Regions from separate parts of the Homo sapiens genome. Here regions 1, 3 and 4 are each linked to region 2. The links are chromatin contacts, found by Hi-C or POLR2A ChIA-PET in ENCODE. All regions are on one chromosome and are shown on one strand. The core of a region is the stretch at or near the end of the contact, and the rest is flanking DNA. Distances in the headings are between cores, read along the strand shown.

What was found. A loop is a pair of places that touch in the nucleus more often than their neighbours do. ChIA-PET counts read pairs that join two places held with the same protein, here RNA polymerase II (POLR2A). Pooled maps may share reads with other maps.
Region 1: a map of CD8-positive, alpha-beta T cell shows a loop between it and region 2 (14-fold over the local background). The contact joins the enhancer-like site here to the promoter of ZFP62 in region 2. A Hi-C loop is called at or near these places in 65 of 168 maps with a recorded cell type or tissue (A673, B cell, CD14-positive monocyte and 45 more), 35 of 37 single-sample maps with no recorded cell type and 43 of 50 pooled maps. POLR2A ChIA-PET finds 5 or more read pairs at or near these places in 7 of 52 experiments (B cell, GM10248, GM12878 and 4 more).
Region 3: a loop to region 2 is called in a map of CD4-positive, alpha-beta T cell, with 12 times the contacts of the local background. The contact joins the promoter of CNOT6 here to the promoter of ZFP62 in region 2. A Hi-C loop is called at or near these places in 5 of 168 maps with a recorded cell type or tissue (CD4-positive, alpha-beta T cell, CD8-positive, alpha-beta T cell and naive thymus-derived CD4-positive, alpha-beta T cell), 6 of 37 single-sample maps with no recorded cell type and 21 of 50 pooled maps. POLR2A ChIA-PET finds 5 or more read pairs at or near these places in 2 of 52 experiments (H1 and WTC11).
Region 4: a map of PC-9 shows a loop between it and region 2 (6-fold over the local background). The contact joins the promoter of RACK1 here to the promoter of ZFP62 in region 2. A Hi-C loop is called at or near these places in 5 of 168 maps with a recorded cell type or tissue (CD4-positive, alpha-beta T cell, PC-9, naive thymus-derived CD4-positive, alpha-beta T cell and 2 more), 4 of 37 single-sample maps with no recorded cell type and 21 of 50 pooled maps. POLR2A ChIA-PET finds 5 or more read pairs at or near these places in 6 of 52 experiments (A549, MCF 10A, PC-9 and 3 more).

What each region holds. Positions count from the first base shown.
Region 1 is chr5:181,158,719-181,161,475 of GRCh38, forward strand. OR2V2 (olfactory receptor family 2 subfamily V member 2) reads left to right here. Exons shown (of 2, transcript NM_206880.2): 2 at 1-567. Among named protein-coding and RNA genes, the nearest start is that of TRV-AAC1-2, 4.1 kb to the right of the region's middle. RefSeq lists enhancers at 732-1,488, 1,489-2,244, 1,665-1,844, 2,419-2,708. Within about 2 kb of position 1,378, at least 21 of the 41 ENCODE cell types and tissues checked have a DNase peak (open chromatin) inside an H3K27ac peak, as active enhancers do; they include B cell, CD4-positive, alpha-beta T cell, CD8-positive, alpha-beta T cell and 9 more, where a contact is called at or near this core.
Region 2 is chr5:180,860,014-180,862,713 of GRCh38, forward strand. It overlaps ZFP62 (ZFP62 zinc finger protein), which reads right to left and starts at 1,263. Exons shown (of 2, transcript NM_001172638.2): 1 at 1,206-1,263. The coding sequence starts at 1,206. RefSeq lists enhancers at 843-922, 1,400-2,306 and a silencer at 1,023-1,472.
Region 3 is chr5:180,492,999-180,495,698 of GRCh38, forward strand. CNOT6 (CCR4-NOT transcription complex subunit 6) reads left to right here and starts at 1,381. Exons shown (of 12, transcript NM_001370472.1): 1 at 1,381-1,765. RefSeq lists silencers at 1,121-1,320, 1,451-1,590, 1,761-1,860, 1,891-2,150.
Region 4 is chr5:181,242,524-181,245,223 of GRCh38, forward strand. RACK1 (receptor for activated C kinase 1) reads right to left here and starts at 1,383. Exons shown (of 8, transcript NM_006098.5): 1 at 1,169-1,383. The coding sequence starts at 1,277. SNORD95 (small nucleolar RNA, C/D box 95) reads right to left here and starts at 853; the gene lies at 791-853. RefSeq lists enhancers at 1,178-1,237, 1,338-1,477, 1,558-1,627.

The sequences.
Region 1 (2,757 bases), core at 128-2,627, 300 kb after region 2:
GGACATGGGAGTTTTTGTTACTTGCTTCACTTTTGTGTATGCCTGACATTTTTTATAATTAACAGTTTAAAATGCTCAAGGCCAGTTTTTTTTTTGCCAACTACCTTACCAAATCCTTTCCCATCAAGTTGTCTGTTCATTTTATTGGGTGATTTTGGGGCATAGATGTGACAAATCTTCATTGCAATCAGTTAGGTCAATGTTTTGTGTGTGTGTGTGAATATAAAAAATTGCTTGAAGCCAGGCATGGTGGCTCATTCCTATAATCCCAGCTGATAATGGGGAGGCCAAGGTGGGAGGATCACTTGAGCCCGGGAGTCTGACGCTGCAGTGTCACTGCACCCCAGCCAGGGCAACTCAGAGAGATCCTATCTCTACAGATTAGAAATGTTCCATTTCAGCTGGACAGGGTTTCTCATGTCTGTAATCCCAGCACTTTGGGAAGCCAAGGCAGGAGGATCACTTGAGCCCAGGAGTTTGAGACCAGCCTGGGCAACATAGCGAAACCCCATCTCTAGAACAATTAAAAATAAAACATGAATTTTAAATTTAAAAATTGCTCTACACCTCCATTTGGAAAGACTGTGTATGTGTTTGTGTCACGTATGAAAGCTAAGCTGGCATCTCCATAACCACGGGGCTCAGATCTGTCCTGATCACGTTGAGCCCCATAGCCTGACCCTGGAGGAATGAGTATCTGCTGTTGTGAATGAGGCCAGCACCCTTCCCCACCCAGGAAAACCAACGGCCACAGGAGGGCAGCAGAGAGCCACGATCCCAACCAGAGGAGAAAGCACAGACAGCATGGGGCAGGTGCAGGCGCTTATGTTTGTTTATTGGTTTGTTTTCTTTTTTATTTAAGTGACCTGTGCCATCGTATTGGGCTGAAATAGCCAGGGATGTGGCCATACAGACAGATCTAGTGTAGGTGAAAAAGAGAGCGGAGTGGGGTCCAGACTATTCCAGCCTCCCTCCTGCTGCCCTTGGCAAGGCTGCCAGCCTCTCTGTGCCTCGGTGTCCTCATCTGTCACATGGGGATAATAACAGTATGGACTGCAGGGGGCTGGCAACAGTAAAGAGAGTGAGGTGCGTGGCGGCAGCACAGGTCGGCCCAGGAGGACCCCGTGGGAGCTCCTACTGACTGCGGAGAAGATCAGCAGAGGCCCCGCTGAGGACGGCCTGGGGGAGGTGCAGGGAAGGGGCTCATGGGAGGGTGGTGGGGAACACCTGCAGGCAGAGGATGGGTGTGATTGTGGGGACCTCAAAAGCCACACCCAGAGCCAGGGGGTGCTGCAGGGCAGAGGCTGCAGCGGGGAAGTGCCCATGGCCCGAGGTCCCTGTGGGCGAGGCCCTCCTCTCTAACCCACAGCCATCCCCCAGGCCCAACTTTCAGGGGTGTGGGAGGTCTGCCTGTCTCCCGAAGACCCACTGTGGTCACTAACAGACTGGGACGTACATGAGGGTGACCCAGGCAGGCAGGTCTGGGCCTCCCTGGAGCTGGCAACCGTGCTCCCATCATCCCTGTCCCAGGGCCTGTGTGGTCCTGAGCTGACACCCGAGGGTGACACCCCACACTCCACACATGGCAGAGTGAAATAATAGCACCCTGGCCATGGTAGCGCACGCTCACAGCCCCTCCAGCACAGAAATGCAGGGAGCAGGGGGCAGCGTCGGGGGTGGCCAAGGCTTTGGCCTGTGGCAGGCCCTGAGCTCAGAAGGATGCAGGGGCTTTGCCCAAACCCACACTAGGTGCAGGGCCGGGGAGGCTGTTTCAGGAGGCGAAGGAAGGGCCCCGGGCGGTGAGGGGAGAGGCTGGTTCCGAAAGTGTGGGCGACGCAGCCAGAGCCTGATGACTGAAGAGTGAGCAGGCGGTGGGGCTTCCTAGGAGGCAGTGAGGAGAGGCAGCCCAGACCCAGTGAGATCACACCTAGGATGTCCCCAAGAAACCCCCAGGGCTGGGGCCAGGTCGTGCATCGTCATTGGGGGTGGGGCCAGGACGAGCATCGTCACTGGGGGTGGGGCCAGGACGAGCATCGTCACTGGGGGTGGGGCCAGGACGAGCATCGTCACTGGGGGTGGGGCCAGGACGAGCATCGTCACTGGGGGTGGGGCCAGGACGAGCATCGTCACTGGGGGTGGGGCCAGGACGAGCATCGTCGTTGGGGGTGGGGCCAGGACGAGCATCGTCGTTGGGGGTGGGGCCAGGACGAGCATCGTCGTTGGGGGTGGGGCCAGGACGAGCATCGTCGTTGGGGGTGGGGCCAGGACGAGCATCGTCGTTGGGGGTGGGGCCAGGACGAGCATCGTCGTTGGGGGTGGGGCCAGGACGAGCATCGTCGTTGGGGGTGGGGCCAGGACGAGCATCGTCGTTGGGGGTGGGGCCAGGACGAGCATCGTCGTTGGGGGTGGGGCCAGGACGAGCATCGTCGTTGGGGGTGGGGCCAGGACGAGCATCGTCACTGGGGGTGGGGCCAGGACGAGCATCGTCATTGGGGGTGGGGCCAGGACGAGCATCGTCATTGGGGATGGGCAGCCATGTGGATGAGCCGAGAGATTCCAGTGGGGAAAAAGGAGACGAGGCCGAGATTGATGATCTAGAGGCGCCCGCAGCCTCACAGACCCAGGTGCCCTGGCAAGCACAGCCCTGCTCACACAGCAGACATGGGGGTGGGGATGACTGAGTGTGTGCATAGCAGGGAACAGATAAATGAGCCTAAAGGCATGGATAAGTTTAAAGGCTAAAGAAGGGCCTTGTGC
Region 2 (2,700 bases), core at 13-2,512:
CAAACAATGGCCCATCCAATACTTACCACAGCTCTGTAAAACAAAACGAAACAAAACACAACTTCTGTGTTCTGACATGTAGAGACCAGTAAGATAAAGTGAAAGAATCAAGGAGTTAGAAGGATTTCTATCACCTGTGTGAAAAAAGGGGGAACTAACTAGTTATATTTGCCAGTATTTGCAGAAATTCGGAAAAGATACAAAGGAACAAAAGTGGTTACCTAAGAGGGTAGGGCCTAGGAAGATACCTAAGCGGGATGGGAAGAAATCTTTCACTGGTAACTTTTTATATTTTTAATATCCCAGCCATATGAATATATTACATATTTCATATTATTATTTTTTTTAAGCCTTGAGCTTTCACAAAGAAATGCTCCTGCTGGCCAACTACTTTAAATGTCTTAGAGCAGCACACCCAGCCCTGGCATTCCCCAGTGATCTTTTCCGTCCCACCCCTGGGTTCCCGCAGGCTGTCCCCTGGGTCTAAGAAACTCTTCGACCTTCCTCTCCCTACCTAGTTAACTCCTTTTCTGCTTGCAGGAACACGCGGCAGGTCGCCTCCTCCCCGGTGCACCCGTCTGTATGCAGGTGCGCTTCCCCAGATGAGGGCTAGGACGCACCTCCGGGGTCTCTATTCACACCTGCAGCGGGAGCTTATCATCATCACTCACCGACCAAAAAAAAAAAAGAAAAAAAGGTGGTGGGGTGGAGCGGAGGGGAAGAAGGTCGAATCAGATCACCCCTAGAGGTCTCTCTGCCCTCGCAATCACTCTCAAGTCCTAGAGTACCAAACTTAACTGCAGAGGGAGCACGAAATGGTGGGTATTTTGAAGCGCTAATTTTTAGGGATCCCCTCCCATCCAAAACAGGGATGAATAGTTGAGGAACACCGGAGCGGGGCCCTGGCCCTTCTCGGAACGTTGAGCAGACCTAACATGACGCTGGTCCGTTCAAACGTCGCAGTTGTGGCCCACACAGAGCCCAGTCTGTTCCAGGGGCGCGCCCTGCACCCCTCTGCCTGCCCGAGGTCTTCCCTCCCCTCCGCTCCCCAGAAACGCACCCACTGAGACATGTGCGGGGAGGGGGCACGCTTACTCCCACATCCCGCCCGAGACCCGCGGAGCAGCCAAGACCCGGCCAAAAAGGGGAGGGCGTGGCAGGCAAGGGCCGGGGGCGGGAGCGCGGGCGGCCGCGGACTCACGTACTGGCTGTGGCGGCGCCGCGGGAACCCGGCCGCCAGCGGGACAAAAGCGCGGACCGCACGGCCGGAAGAACCCGCGCCGGCCCTGGGGCACTTCCGCGCCCTCTCTGGGACGCTGGAGGACTGACTCGATGGTCCGGGCCGACGGCGCCGGCGGGAGGGAGGGAGGGGAGCGCCTCCTCGGCTATTTATTGAGGACCAGCTGCAGGGCGCGCGCTCCAGGCGCGGCCAGGAGGCCGTGGGCGGGGCTTTCTGTTTCCGTGCCCATTAGCTTCTGGGGTAGGCTGGGGGAGGGGCACAGGTAATAAAGTAAATACCTGCCTACCTGGTTCCTGAACACGTGATTCATTGCCAGGTGTGGGTGCGGGGACGTTCCCGGAAGTGGGGGCCTGGCGGGAAATGGGGGAATCCGGGAGGGGCGCAGGACAGCGCTGGGCTGGGGACCCATTGCCTTCTCAGCTGGTTGGGGGCTGGCCCGAGAGCACCAGCCCTTCCTGGTCGTCAGCACCAGAAGCGCCCCCGGTTAGGCACTGGGGATGCGGAGTGGGAGCGCGCCCCTGGAGCCGTCCCTGGGACCGGGCCACGCTCCCACCCGGGGCGCCAGCTTGGCAGCGACCTCGCCCCCTGCCCACCCCACCGCCGGTGTCGGCTTCCAAACCCAGGGCCTAAAATGACTTTGAAGACCTTTTTTTTTTTTTTAAATTAATGTTTGTGGGTACATAGTAGGTGTCCCTATTTGTCGAGTACGTGAGATATCTTGATACAGACAGGAATGCAATGCGTAATAATCATATCAGGGTTAATGGCGTGTCCATCACTTCAAGCATTTATCCTTTGTGTTACAAGCAATCAAATTATATTCTTATTTTTAAATATACAACTAAGTTATTGGCTATAGTCAGCCTTTTTTAAAAACAGCAACATCTAAATATTTTTCATATTAAGTTTAAATAATTGCAAAGGGTATATTTTTGGCATGCTGTTAATATTAAGAACAAAATTGCTTTCAAGTGTATCCAATGGAATCTAAATCCCTGAAGATTTGGTATTATCCACTTTTAACAGTCATAAGTTTTACATCTTTTAGGGTTTTTTTCCTTGAACTTTTATGTCCCTCACCGGCTTTTTATTCTACTGTAAAAATATTTTCATTCTATGTGCCTCATTGAATTTTATCCTAGTGTAAAATAGTTCTATGCATTGTTTTATTGTTTATTGTTTATCCTAGCATATATGTCCGTAACGAAAGTAGATTACATTTTTTCTTAGTGTTATTTTCTGGATTATTAGCAAAATTATATAAATATTTCAAAATGTTTACTGTTAATTCTTAGACAAAAAGTGAAGTGCTTTGGAAGCACAACTTGTAATGAGATGGATTTTGTTTTACAGCTCAAATTATTTATATTATTTGAATGAATTTTACATATTGCTGGGGTGAGCCGGTGTTTGGCATCAGCTCGACGCCTATTTTTCATTTTTATACATGTGGGTGCTGA
Region 3 (2,700 bases), core at 131-2,630, 370 kb before region 2:
CCTCCGCCTCCCAGGTTCAAATGATTCTCCTGCCTGCCTCAGCCTCCCGAGTAGCTGGGATTACAGGTGCAAGCCACCAGACCTGGCTAATTTTTTGTACTTTTAGTAGGGACGAAGTTTCGCCATGTTGGTCAGGCTGTTTTCCAACTCCGGACCTCAGGTGATCTGCCCCCCTCGGCCTCCCAAAGTGCTGGGATTACAGGCGTGAGCCACCGCGCCCGACCAATATACCTCCAATATTAAGTCTGTTGGGTGTTATTCTTGCCCCTAGACTGTGAGCTTACTCAGGGCTGGGTGGGGTCTGATTCATCTCTGTGCCCTGACCATCAGTCAACTAATATTTCTTGATGTAAGCATCATGAATCAGCCCAGTCATTTCTCTGCTGACCTTCAAACACCAGAGTTTGCCCTGAACACCTTTTGATCTTGGAGCACAGCAGCTGCTGTCCGTTACCCAGGCTAGGACCCCAGCACCAAAACTGTCCATTAATGTAATGGAATGAATTACCATTAATAGGCTGAAGTGGTATGTTAACTTACTCTTCTTTGTATAATTGAGGAAGGAATAATATTCGACTGTTCACGATTGAATGTCTTGTCTTTAGGCAGATCAAGATACTGGCTCCGGTCAAATACTGTGTTTCGACGTGATTGACAGGCGAAGGCTTAAGGAAAAGGAAGAGGAGAAAAAAAGGGGAGGACGATCAAGGAAAAGAGGAGATAAAAGTGGACAACCCAGCCGGGCGCGGTGGCTCACGCCTGCCATCCCAGCACTTTGGGAGGCGGAGGTGGGCGGATCACGAGGTCAGGAGATGGAGACCATCCTGGCTAACACGGTGAAACCCCGTCTCTACTAAAAATACAAAAAATGAGCCGGGCGCGGTGGCGGGCGCCTGTAGTCCCAGCTACTCGGGAGGCTGAGGCAGGAGAATGGTGTGAACCCGGGAGGCGGAGCTTGCAGTGAGCCAAGATCGCCCCACTGCACTCTGGCCTGGGTGAAAGAGCAAGACACCGTCTCAAAAAACAAAAAAAAAGTGGACAACCTGGGGCGGAAAAAGAAGTAGATGAAAAATGGAGGAGCGCTAAGGAGAGGAGAAAACAGAAGTGCCAAGGCAGGAAAGGAGCGAGGAGAGCGGGAACAGAAGGAGACGAAGGATGGACGGAGAGGAAGGGATGGAGGGCGGCAGGCAGGGAGGCAGGGCCCGCAGCGCGCCGGGCCGGTCCACCGCTCTCCAGCGCGGGGGTAAGGGGGCGGGGCCTGGGCAGCTGCGTGCCGGGAGCGACCCCCGCACCGAAGGGCGGATGGTTGTGCCCGGCGACGGCGCCCAATGAGCGGCCAGGATGTTGGAGCGCCGGCGGCGGTCCGGGCGCTCGCTGGCTGAGGGACGGCGGCCGCCGCCATGATGCTTGTTTGCTTTCAATGAAAACGAGGGGGGCGCGGAGGAGGAGGCGGCGGCGTCGGTGGCGGCGGCGACGGCGGCGCGGAGGCGAAGGCAGCGGCGGGCGCAGCGAGGAGGGCGAGGCCGGGGGCCGAGAGGGCGGGAGGGCGTAGTGGCGGCCCGTCGGGGCGGCTGAGGCGGGCAGCCGAAGCAGTGGCTCTCGGAGGGGGAACAAAGAGCAGCGACTAAGGCGGCAGAGGAGCGGCGGCGGTGGCGGCGCTGCAGCAGCGGGCGGGACTGGTATGGTGGTTCCACAGGGCAGACCCCGCTGCACTCACAGGGAGGAGGAGGCGGCAGCGGCGGAGGAAGGCGGCGCACCCCGAGAGGTGAGCGAGGCAGGCCGGAGGCCCGGTCGGGGCGCCGCTCCTCTCTCCGGCCGCGCACGGACCGCCCCCCGTCGGCCGGGCTCGGTCGCGGGCAACTTTCGTTTCGTGGGCGGCGGTCCCGCTGCTCCGCAAGCTGGCGGCTGTTGGGGGCCCCTTCGACGCGCCGCGATCGCGCCCCGCCCCGGGCCGCGCCCCCGGGCCGAGTCCCTGGGAGGGGGGCGTTGATTGACGGCGGCGGCGGCGGCGCGCAGAGGGGAGAGGGTCGGCGCTGGGCTCCCGGATCCCGGCCGGTCCCGGCTGCCGTCGTCGGAGGAGGCGAGTCCGTGTCCCGGGACTCGTGGCCAAGATGGGTGGCAACTTTTGAGAAGCGCCTCTGTGGGTGGCGCGCTGTGTGGAGTGTGGAGCTTCGCGCTCCGTGGCCACAATTACTGTCAAGCGGGAAACCAACTGCTTACCCCCTCCCCTAAAATGTTTTTAAAATTCAGTTTAACGCAGATTTTGAGGGAGAGGACGGGGTGGATTACAGGTTAAAGAAGCACTTGGCATGCAATGAGGATGCTTATTTTATAGTATTGCGAAGGATTCGGAGATTGTACTGGTTTCTACAAGCAGTTTTCTCTGGTAACCCAAATTGCATCCCTCCTTTTTGTTTTTCAGCACTAATCGCTATTTTCTTTGGAAACTTCCTTTGATTCTTTACCTCCTTCACCTTCCCCGAAGAGCCTGCTAACCAACACCTGTGGCCTTCTGTTTTTAACTGTTGTTGCCATTGACAGCGTTGTGAATGGTCATCTCGCTCGAGCTCTTTGGATTTGTTGTTACTGTGTAAGCTGATGTGTTTTAGATAATCTGCTTCAATTTGAGTTCCCATACTTACCTGTTTTCCAGGTGGATTGTCTCATTGTTAGTGCTGAATCTTCTTGCCTACTTGTATC
Region 4 (2,700 bases), core at 133-2,632, 380 kb after region 2:
ACTAAAAACGCACGTAGAGGTAAACTGTACCCTGATAACTTTTTTTTTTCTTGAGATGGAGTCTCGCTCTGTCGCCCAGGCTGGAGTGCAGTGGCATGATCTCGGCTCACTCCAAACTCCACCTCCCGTGTTCAAGCAATTCTCCCGCCTCAGCCTCCCAAGTAGCTGGGATTACTTGGCCAGCTGGCACCTGCCAGCACGTCTGGCTAATTTTTTAACTAGAGATGCGGTTTCACCATTGGCCAGGCTAGTCTCTAACTCCTGATCTCAAGTGATCCACTCGCCTCTGCCTTCCAAAGTGCTGGGATTATAGGCGTGAGCCACCGCGCCCAGCCTGTATCCTGAGAACTTAATTTAGGTGCCAGAAATACAGACACCCTTTCCTGAAACTCAGACGAACTCAACAGCCACTTTGTGTCTTCTCTGCAACCAAATGCACAGCAGTTTGTGGCTGTAGAGTAGCTGGGGCCTCCTATGCCTACCTCTGAGGGCCGACAGAAATGTAGTAATGAATGCTGGAAAAGCCACTTCAGGCGCTACAGGATTGGATGCTTTTACTGAAACCTGTCCCACTCAACAAATTTTACGATTAACAGCCAGACATGATTCAAAAGTCAGACAATTCTTAACAGTGTAGCAGCAAAGCGGAAGCACAAGAAGCGTCTAAACGCAGTCAGGAACACAGGGATAGGGACGGGGAGAACCAGGGGCAGAAAAAGTAGGCCGACACTTGAGCCACGAGGTCCTCTGGAGTCCACCTGCCTCCCCACGAGCCTTGGGCCGGGCGGCAGCTCAGAAACAGCCTCTGGATTTCAGCACCGACACTCAGATGGCATGTTGGGGTCATCACCGCCCCGCCCGGCCCGTAGGCCCCCGGCCACACTACGAAGGAGAAGGCAAAAGATATTTTAAAAGTTTCCAACTCTCCAACCCTCCTAGCAGCTGCGAGCTGATGTACACGTAGGTTCTCATCTGCAATGTGGTTCGCCCGGGTTGAGGCCTAGGCTCGGGTCCGCACGCCCCAATTCACAATGGGGCAGAGAAGTCTGTCAGTCCCCGCCAACTCGCGCGCCACCGGCCTGCCACACCACACGCGGAATTCCCTACACGACACGCGGAATCCCCCAGCCCTGCAATCTCGGGTCCTGAAATCTACCTTAGTCCGTACCTCGAGAGGCGGAGAGGATCATGTCCGGGAACTGCGGGGTAGTAGCGATCTGGGTTACCCAGCCGTTGTGGCCCTTGAGGGTGCCACGAAGGGTCATCTGCTCAGTCATGGCGGCGGCGAGAGCGTGTGTCGCTGCAGCGACGAGGATGGCACTGGATGGCTTAGAGAAACTAGCACCACAACCTCTCCTGCCGCCGCCTTGCAGTGAAAGAGAGAGAGAAAAGCCCCCCGCCGGAACCGGAAATACCCGCTCGACCATGCAAAATGGCGAGCCCCATGATACATTTCTGCTCAAGATGGCGGCGCCATGTAATGCAAAAGGCAGAGGGAAATTGCAAGGCATCACAGTCCCGTCTTCCGTACAACAAAATCTGACTGCACTTTACAAATACACTCTGAAACAAGCACATTCAAGTGTTTAAAAAGGCTTCTCAGGGATGATGTAGAGCGAGAAGCGAAAGAGGTGAAGTGTACGGCACATTCCCATGAGGACCGCCGGGCTGCTTCCCCGCCCCTATGTGGCATAGCTCGAGCTCCGCCTGTTCCACTTGGTGCGGGGAGGGTTGACGGGGCAACCCCAGGGGAGCTTAATTTTCATTTCACTATCGTGGGTAACGATGGGCAATTTAAAAAGTAGAGTATTAAAATGTTAAAAATAAACTTTAAAACTGTGCTTCCGGAGGGTGTTCTCCCCTCACGAGGTTTTTGTTCTGATGCACACCAACTCCGGAAGGACTTAGTCCAGGCTGGACTAAGGCAGGAGAGGGTTACTCTGGATGAACTAAGAATTGGTCTCTTTTTCCCGGGCGCGGTGGCTCATGCCTGTAATCCTACCACTTTGAGAGGCCGAGGCGGGTGGATCACTTAAGGTCAGGAGTTCAAGACTAGCCTGGCCAACATGATGCAACCTCTTTCCAAATAAATAAATAAAAAAAATTAAAATTAGCCAGGCGTGGTGGGGGGTGCCTGTAATCCCAGTTACTCGGGAGGCTGAGGCAGGAGAATCCCTTGAACCTGAGAGGCGGAGGTTGCAGTGAACCGAGATCGCGCCACTGCACTCCAGCCTGGGCAGCAGAGCGAGACTCCGACTCAAATAAATAAATACATACATACAATAAAATAATAAAGTAAAAATTGCCCTGTGTGTTGCTAGACTGCCAATCCGTTCCTGCCTAGGCCAGAACACGGGAAGCTCTCGCAGAAACGGAAATGCCCAAAGGAGGACCTTAAGGTTCTGACTTCTGGGGACATCTAGTGGAAAGCTCTCTCTGGGCCCAGCCAGCGTACACAAAAGCCCAGGGGTCTGGGGGTCCAACTGTGCCCTGAAGGACGTGCCCAGACAGGGAAGCGGTGGAACACGGATACCTAACTGTCCTTCTGCCTTCCGCTCGACCGCAGGAATTTAAATAAGTAATGGCTCCCATTCTCACCCATCTCTGACTATAAGAGACAGTGTTGGCACCATGTCTATTCAAGTAGTTTTAAACAGGGGCACAGATCAGGATGATAGCAGCCACCAACATCTATGCAAA